2 separate regions of the Homo sapiens genome follow, and region 2 is linked to region 1. The links are chromatin contacts, found by Hi-C or POLR2A ChIA-PET in ENCODE. All regions are on one chromosome and are shown on one strand. Each heading gives the region's core, a stretch centred on a gene start or an enhancer-like site at or near the end of the contact. The rest is flanking DNA. Distances are from core to core; before and after follow the strand shown. Region 1 holds the start of CLN3 (CLN3 lysosomal/endosomal transmembrane protein, battenin). Region 2 holds the start of ZNF764 (zinc finger protein 764).

Evidence for each region. Hi-C counts contacts between places; a loop is a spot of excess contacts on that map. ChIA-PET counts read pairs that join two places held with the same protein, here RNA polymerase II (POLR2A). Pooled maps may share reads with other maps.
Region 2: a pooled map shows a loop between it and region 1 (6-fold over the local background). The contact joins the promoter of ZNF764 here to the promoter of CLN3 in region 1. A Hi-C loop is called at or near these places in 4 of 50 pooled maps. POLR2A ChIA-PET finds 5 or more read pairs at or near these places in 2 of 52 experiments (activated naive CD4-positive, alpha-beta T cell and naive thymus-derived CD4-positive, alpha-beta T cell).

The regions. Positions count from the first base shown.
Region 1 is chr16:28,490,422-28,494,326 of GRCh38, forward strand. CLN3 (CLN3 lysosomal/endosomal transmembrane protein, battenin) reads right to left here and starts at 1,653. Exons shown (of 16, transcript NM_001042432.2): 1 at 1,599-1,653; 2 at 1,293-1,414; 3 at 1,061-1,139. The coding sequence starts at 1,338. RefSeq lists enhancers at 1,535-2,324, 1,664-1,863.
Region 2 is chr16:30,556,318-30,560,222 of GRCh38, forward strand. ZNF764 (zinc finger protein 764) reads right to left here and starts at 2,057. Exons shown (of 3, transcript NM_001172679.2): 1 at 1,670-2,057; 2 at 1,416-1,529. The coding sequence starts at 1,865. RefSeq lists enhancers at 945-1,506, 2,047-2,186.

The DNA.
Region 1 (3,905 bases), core at 403-2,902:
TGATAGAGTGAGACTCTGTCTCAAAAATAAAATAAAATTAAAAAAAAAAAAAAAAAAAGCTGGGCGCGGTGGCTCACACCTGTAATCCCAGCACTTTGGGAGGCCGAGGCGGGCGGATCACGAGGTCAGGAGATCGAGACCATCCTGGATAACGCGGTGAAACCCCATCTCTACTAAAAATACAAAAAAATAGCCGGGCGTGGTGGCAGGCGCCTGTAGTCTCAGCTACTCCGGAGGCTGAGGCAAAAGAATGGTGTGAACCTGGGAGGCGGAGTTTGCAGTGAGCCGAGATTGCGCCACTGCACTCCAGCCTGGAGGACAGAGAGAGACTCCGTCTCAAAAAAAAAAAAAAAAAAAAAGGTTCAGGCCCGGCATGGTGGCTCATGCTTGTAATCTCAGCACTTTGGAAGGTTGAGGTAGGAGGATCACTTGAGGCCACGAGTTTGAGACCAGCCCAGGTCCCATAGTGAGACCCCCATCTCTATAAAAAAATATAAAAATTAGGCAGATGCGGTGGTGCACACCTGTAGCCACACCTACTTGGAGGCTGAGGTGGGAGAATCACTTGAGCCCAGGAGTTCCAGGCTGCAGGGAGCTGTGATTGCACTACTGCATTCCAACCTGGGAAACAGAGCAAGACCCTGTCTCAAAAAGAAAAAAAAATAAGATAAAATAAAATAAATTAAAAAAATAAAAAAGTTTTAGTAGTGATGCATTTATTTAAACGTTCACTAGGAAAACGCTGGTTTTCCAAGTGGAGTCGTGATTTAAAGTTTTCTTTTTAAAAATATGTGCACTAAAAAACGTTAAGGCTGAATTGGCTGGAAGAAAAAAGTAAATAATCCTACAGGTGGTAGGTATGAGGATCTTGCTAAATCCGGAAGGTGATAAGGAGTGAAGTTTGGAAATTTTACATGCTGCCCCTGGGGCAAACCAGTGGATTCAGTAAATATTTGTGGGTTCAGCTCCTTTGCGCAGCTTAACTCTTTCTTCCCCCTTTCCTCCGGTCACTTCCCTCTTCTCATGCCATTGTCACTCGCTGAAGTCTCAGGCCACTCACCAGAAGCCCACCGCGTTCTTCCAATGCGCGCCCTGATGGTCCAACAGAGGGAGCCGGGGCTCCGGGACGGTCTCCTCCCCTGGGAGAGCGAGAAGAGGGCATGACCCCCACCTACTCTCAGGTGCACGACCGCTCCTTGCGTGTCCTCCCGGGGCCGAGTCAGCTCTCATTCCCCTCAGGTGGGCTGCGAGCCAGAGGTGGTCGTTCCATGAGGGTGGGCGGGAATACTCACCCTCGGAATCCGAAAAGCGCCGCCGCGAGCCTGCACAGCCTCCCATCGCATCAAGTTCAGGTCCCCCGAGGGTCCAGGGTCATAGAGTGTCCAAAGGGGGCTCCCACGGGAGGGATGAGGGTCTGCGACAGGTGACAAGGATCAACGCCCGATTGCCGGTCCCAGCTCCGGCTTGTCTAGGGCACTCGCGCCCCGCGATCCATCAAGGAAGCTGGGGGCTCCATCTCGAGCGCCCTACGACCCACCACGCCCCACCCATCGTACTCTCCCCCGCCCCGTCTACAGCAGGGACCCTGAGGCCTGTACCTTTAAGAGCAGCAGAATGTTCTGCACTATGCAGAGGCCGTTTGTCGGATCACGTGACAGCACCCGCGTGTTCCCCCATCACGTGCTCAGAGGTTTTCCCTACTTCCGGGTCCTCTCTGTCTTCGCTTTGGGCCTTCTCGGCTTCGGAGCGTGAAAAAGGGAGGGGCTGGAGAACCCTGGAACCGCAGGTTTTAAACTGGAGCGGGTGGGAGCAGCAAGCAGAGCCGTGACCTTAGATCAGTGGCGCCCAAGACCGAGACAGTAGCCTGCCAGCACCAGTTATGACTGTGGGAGGCTTCAGCTCCTTTCCTTCAGCACTCACTTGCCAGAAACAAATATGGCCACCTGCCTACTCCCTTTTTTTTTTTTTTTTTTTTGAGGCAGGACTGTTTCTGGTTGCGAACAAAGACGACCAGCTTCAGGTCATTCTTATCCCCATCTGTTGACCTTACAAATTGTTTTAGAGACCTAAGTAAACATAACACTCATCTAAAGGGATTTCGTGAATGATCTATTGGCAGTATCCAAGATGTTAAGAGATCCCTATTTCCAAATTATCCTAGAACCAAAAAATATCACAGCACTTCAACCCCTGGTGTTACAGATGAGAAAACCAAGGTACAAATATATATATATATATATATAACAAAATTAGCCGGGCATGGTGGCGCATTCCTGTAGTCACAGGTACCTTGGAAGCTGAGGTGGGAGGATCACTTGTGCCCAGGAGGTTGAAGCTACAGTGAGCTATGATCACGCCACTGCACTCCAGCCTGGGTGACAGAGTGAGATCCTGTCTCAAAAAAAGAAAAAGTAAAAAATAAAATAAAAAAAATATATGTATATGAAAAAAATTGGAAAGTTGCTGACAATCATTCATACAATGTTAGACCTAAAGGTGACCTTAGAGACCTGTATGGTGATAAGAAATAGAGCACCAGAGGCAGGGAGCCATTGGGTTGGCTCCAGGCTGCTGCAGGATTCCTGCCTCCATCAAAGGTGGTGCTTAGACCAGATTTTTTTTTTTTTTTTGACAGGGTTTTGCTCTGTTGCCCAGGCTGGAGTGCAGTGGCAGGATCTTGGTTTGCTGCAACCTTGACCTCCCAGGCTCAGGTGATCCTCCCACCTCAGCCTCCCGAGTAGCTGGGACAGCAGGTGCGCACCACTGTGCCCAGCTAATTTTTGTGTTTTTTGTAGAGACTGGATTTTGCCACGTTGCCCAGGGTGGCCTCAAACTCCTGAGCTCAAGCAATCCACCTGCCTTGGCTTCCCAAAGTGCTAGGACTACAGGCGTGAGCCACTGCACCTGGCCAGACTAAATGATTTTAAGGCCTAAGATTCTGATGCTGTGATTTCATAGAATTGCCCTAATTGGAATAGGAAAGTGGGGCTGGGGAGGGGAGAAGGAGGGTATGGGGAAGAGAAGTAGAGCAAGGTCACTTTATGTAGTTCCAAATAAGGAATCATACCCTTACCTTCTTCTAGGTGGAAAGCGGCATCCTGCATTCTCTTCTTGTCCTTGGCCTCATCTCTGCTATGGGCTGTGCCACCTCTATATGCTCTTTCTCACCACCAGGCCTTCAGAATGCAGTTGGAAATGTGCCCTCTCGTCTGGGTGTGGTGGCTCATGCCTGTCATCCCAGCACTTTGGGAGGCCAAGGTGGGCAGATCACCTGAGGTCAGGAGTTCGAAACCAGCCTGGCTAACATGGTGAAACCCTGTCTCTACTAAAGATACAAAAATTAACCAGGTGTGGTGGCACGCACCTGTAATCCCAGCTACTCGGGAGGCTGAGGCAGGAGAATCACTTGAACCCAGGAGGCAGAGGTTGCAGTGAGCTGAGACTGCGCCACTACACTCCAGCCTGGGTGACAGAGTGAGACTGTCTCAAAAAAAAAAAGAAAAGAAAAGAAAAGAAATGTGCCCTCTCTAGTGTGCCTCCCAGGTCACTCAGCTGATGGAAAATGGAATCCTACTAACGTGCAGGGCTCTAGAAATTCAGCAGCGTTTCATACATGGCATCTGCCATCAAGGAAGTCACAGGAAGGTGGGAGGCAGACACAGATATCCACAATATAAAGTTTAGCCAAGTTCTTTTTTGCAAGCCTAATCATAGGTGAGGGGATGCACCCCAGAGCCACCAATCCGGCCCCTTCCGCCCCTGGGGGAAGCATTAATGACGCCGAAATGTGTCAGAGCTCCCACCAGCCCCCTCTTCACTGCTACTCTTTCTTCCCAGGCAAAACAGGAACCACAAACCCCAGCTTCCTCTTGCAGAGTGGCTGTGGCTTGTAGGGGAGGCAGAAA
Region 2 (3,905 bases), core at 807-3,306, 2.1 Mb after region 1:
GGGAAGGGCAGAGATGACATGAACATCTGGGCCTGATCCAGAAGGAGGAACGGACACCTGAGGATGTTCCAGGCAGCAGGAACAGCACCAAGAAAGGCAGAACCAGGAGGGCATGGCCAAGTTCAGTGGGGCTGGATACTCTGCAAAGGCTGAGGGCAAGAAATGAAAGAAAAAAAGGGGGGCGGACGGGGAGAAAGGAACCAGCCTGCAGGTGAACGGCAGGGGTGGGTCCTGAGGTGGAGGTAGAGTCAACAGAGTTTAAGAGACTGGGCGTGGGGGCTCAAGGCGGTAATCCCAGCGCTTTGGGAGGTAGAGAAGGAGGATCAGCCTAGGATTTCAGGACCAGCCTGGGCAACACACCGAGAGCCAAGACCCCCTCTATAAAATATATATATTACATAACAATTTAAAACAATTAGGCCAGACGCAGTGGGTCACTTTGGAAGGCCGAAGCAGGCGAATCGCTTAGCTCCAGGAGTTAAAGACCAGCCTGGGCGACATAGTGAAACCCTGTCTCTACTAAAAATACAAAAAATTGGCTGGGCGCGGTGGCTCACGCCTGTAATCCCAGCACTTTGGGAGGCCGAGGCGGGCAGATCACAAAGTCAGAAGTTCGAGACCAGCCTGGCTAACATGGTGAAACCCCATCTCTACTAAAAACACAAAAACAAAATTAGCCGGGCGTGGTGGCGGGCGCCTGTAGTCCCAGCTACTGGGGAGGCTGAGGCGGGAGAATGGCGTCAACCAGGGAGGCGGAGCTTGCACTGAGCCGAGATGGCGCCACTGCACTCCAGCCTGCGCGACAGAGGAAGACTCTGTCTCAAAAAAAAAAAAAAAAATTAAGCAGGCTTGGTGGCGGGCGCCTGTAATCCCAGCTACTTGGGAGGTTGATACAGGAGAATTACTTGAACCTGGGAGTGGGAGGTTGCAGTGAACTGAGATGGCACCACTGCACTCCAGCCTGGGCAACGGAGTAAAACTCTGTCTAAAAAAAAAAATTACCCAGGCTTCGTGGCGAGCACCTGTACAGTCTTAGCTACTCTGGAGGCCCAGGTGGAAGGACTGCTTAAGCCCGGGAGTTCCAGGCTACAGTGAGCTATGATGCCGCCACTGCACTCAGCCTAGACAACAAAGCGAGACCCTGTCTCTAAAACAAAAACACCAAAAAAAGCCCCCAGAGTGTAGTGACCACGCAGAGGTGAGGACTCAGAGGCGGGTATGGCAGGGCCAGAGCCCCCATCACAGCTCCTTTCTAGGCTGCATCTGGGAGCCACGCAGGGGCTCAGCCTCGTCGTCGCAGTTGAGAAGGCAGTTCAGAGAGGAAACTGCTAAGCAGGTAGCTGGAGGTGGCAGAGGGTACCGGGATGGGACAGGAACAGAGAAGTCCCCATGGGACTGAGCACCCGATACTCCACCTGGGTCCGTTTGTGTCTGACATTTCGCCACCTCCGGATCCTGGGCAGCCGGACCCCACAGTTCGGCCTCCTCCTCCACCCAGGAGATGAGAGCTGGCTTGTTGCCTCCGATTCCTAGGGAAGAAGAACGCAAACCCCACGCTGCGGGGAGGCCACCTGCCCGGCCCCGGGGCCCCCAACTTCACGCGCAGCTCCCAGAGGCGCGGCAGGGCCTGTGGGGGCGCAGGGCTCAGGCGAGCAGGTGGGGCTCTCACCGAGAGCGCTCAGGTGGCCGTAGGTCTCCCGCATCACGTCCCGGTACAGGGCCCTCTGCGCTGGCCGCAAGCAGCCCCACTCCTCCCGGCAGAAGTACACGGCCACGTCCGCGAAGCTCACAGCCCCCGGCTCCCTCCACTCGGGTCCGGCCCCGTTTGGGTCCCGGGGAGGGAGCGGGGCCAGAGGCGGCGCCATGGTAACTGTCAACCCCGACGACGGATCGGCTGCCTCCCCTGGCCTGGCCTGGGCCTGCGGAACCTCCTGCGCCCGAGAAAGCCTCCCCGGCCCGGGCCCAAGGGAAGGAGGGAGGTTACTAGGGCCCCCGAGGGCGCACTAGAGGGCGTGGAAACTAACGGTGCCGATGGCAGCGGGTGTATAATCAGAAATGGAATATGCCCTCATAAAAAATGGCGGCGGCGCGGGTACTCGACCTTTGCCCCTACGCAGTCGTGCCCAAGACAACGCCCCCGGTATCTCCAGTCCGCGTTCTCTCCGTACCCTCATCCAAAATGGCCGCGGTGACTAATACAGAGGCCGGCCTTGAAAACTAGCCGCGCATGTTTAGTCCCCGGCCCGGCGAGGCGGTGCAGCAGAGAGCTCCGCCCCGGCCCGGCGAGGCGGTGCAGCAGAGAGCTCCGCCCCGGTTTGCACGAACAAAAGAGCGCCTCGCGGGAGTGAGCTGGCCTCCCGGCCTTACTGAACTCAGGCATTAGTTTTCGTTTGTGGACCGTTTTATAATCGGGCTCCAGCTCATCACTCTCTCGTTTTGTCCTTGTTATCTCAGAAACAGGGCAACAGCAGTCTCTTCCCAATGTTGAGTGTAAAAAAACCAATGGAGTGGGCGTGGCGCAGTGGCTCACGCTTGTAATCAGCAGTTTGGGAGGCCGAGGCCAGCGGAACAACTGAGGTCAGAAGTTCGAGACCAGCCTCACCAACATGGTGAAACCCCGTCTCCACTAAAAACACACAAAAAAACAGCCAGGTGTGGTGGCGTGCACCTGTAATCCCAGCTACTGGGGAGGCTGAGGCAGGAGTATCGCTTGAACGCGCGAGGCGGAGTTTGCAGTGAGCCGAGATTGCCTCACCGCACTCCAGCCTGGGCGACAGAGCGAAACTCTGTCTCAAAAATAAAAAAGAAAGAAAGAAAGAAAAAGGAGTGGATACAGGAGAACCTCCTCCATCGTAGGCTTGTTGGGGCCTGAAATTCTGGAAGTTTCTAGATGGCGGAGGCAGTGGGGAGAGTAGGGTAAGGTTGAGAAAGTCAGAGGGTCCTCTCTTCTAGGAGCTTCTCCCATGTGCTGCTCAGGACGCCTCCCAATTGCCAGTCTCCCTGTAGCTGCAGCCGGGCTCTCACCTCCCCTCACATCCTGCCCCTGGACAGATGGCCCAAGGCTCCTCTACTCAAATCCAACTCATCCCTTTCTTGCCCCAATCTGCTTCCCCTAGGGTCTTTATCTAGTAAATGTCACCAACTCTCCCCCAGACCTCTCTCTCACTTTCTGATGGTCTATTCTGTGCTCCACGTGACTTCATACATGTCCTGTTGTAGCAGGACAAGCCACAGACAAAACCCCTCAGACACCGAGTTGAAGGAAGGGTTTTATTCGGCTGGGAGCATCGGCAAGACTCACATCTCAAAAACCGACTCCCCGAGTGAGCAATCCCTGTCCCTTTTAAGGGCTCACAACTCTAAGGGGGTCCCCGTGAGAGGGTCGTGATCCATTGAACAAGCAGGGGATATGTGACTGGGTGCTGCAGGCACTGGTAATTAGAACAGGACAGGACAGGACAGGGATTTTCACAGTGCTTTTCTATACAATGTCTGTAATCTATAAATAACAAAACTGATTAGGTCAGAGGTCGATCTTTACCAGGCCCAGGGTGTGGCGCCAGGCTGTCTGCCTGTGGATTCCATTTCTGCCTTTGAGTTTTTACTTCTTCTTTCTTTGGAGGCAGAAATTGGGCGTAAGACAATATGAGGGATGGTCTCCTCCCTTACTGTGTATGGGAGTCAGAGTTGCCTCCAACTGCCTTTTAGCTCTTGGTGGGCTCTTTAGTTGAATGTAGGCCCAGATTGAGAATCGCCTGTAATGCTAACTACTGGGAGGCAAAGGCAGGAGGATCCCTTGAGCCCAAGAGTATGAGATCAGCCTGGGCAAGTTAGTGAAACCCTATCTTCAAAAAATAAAAATAAAAATAAACTAAAGTAAAATAAGAACAAATGAATTGACAGTG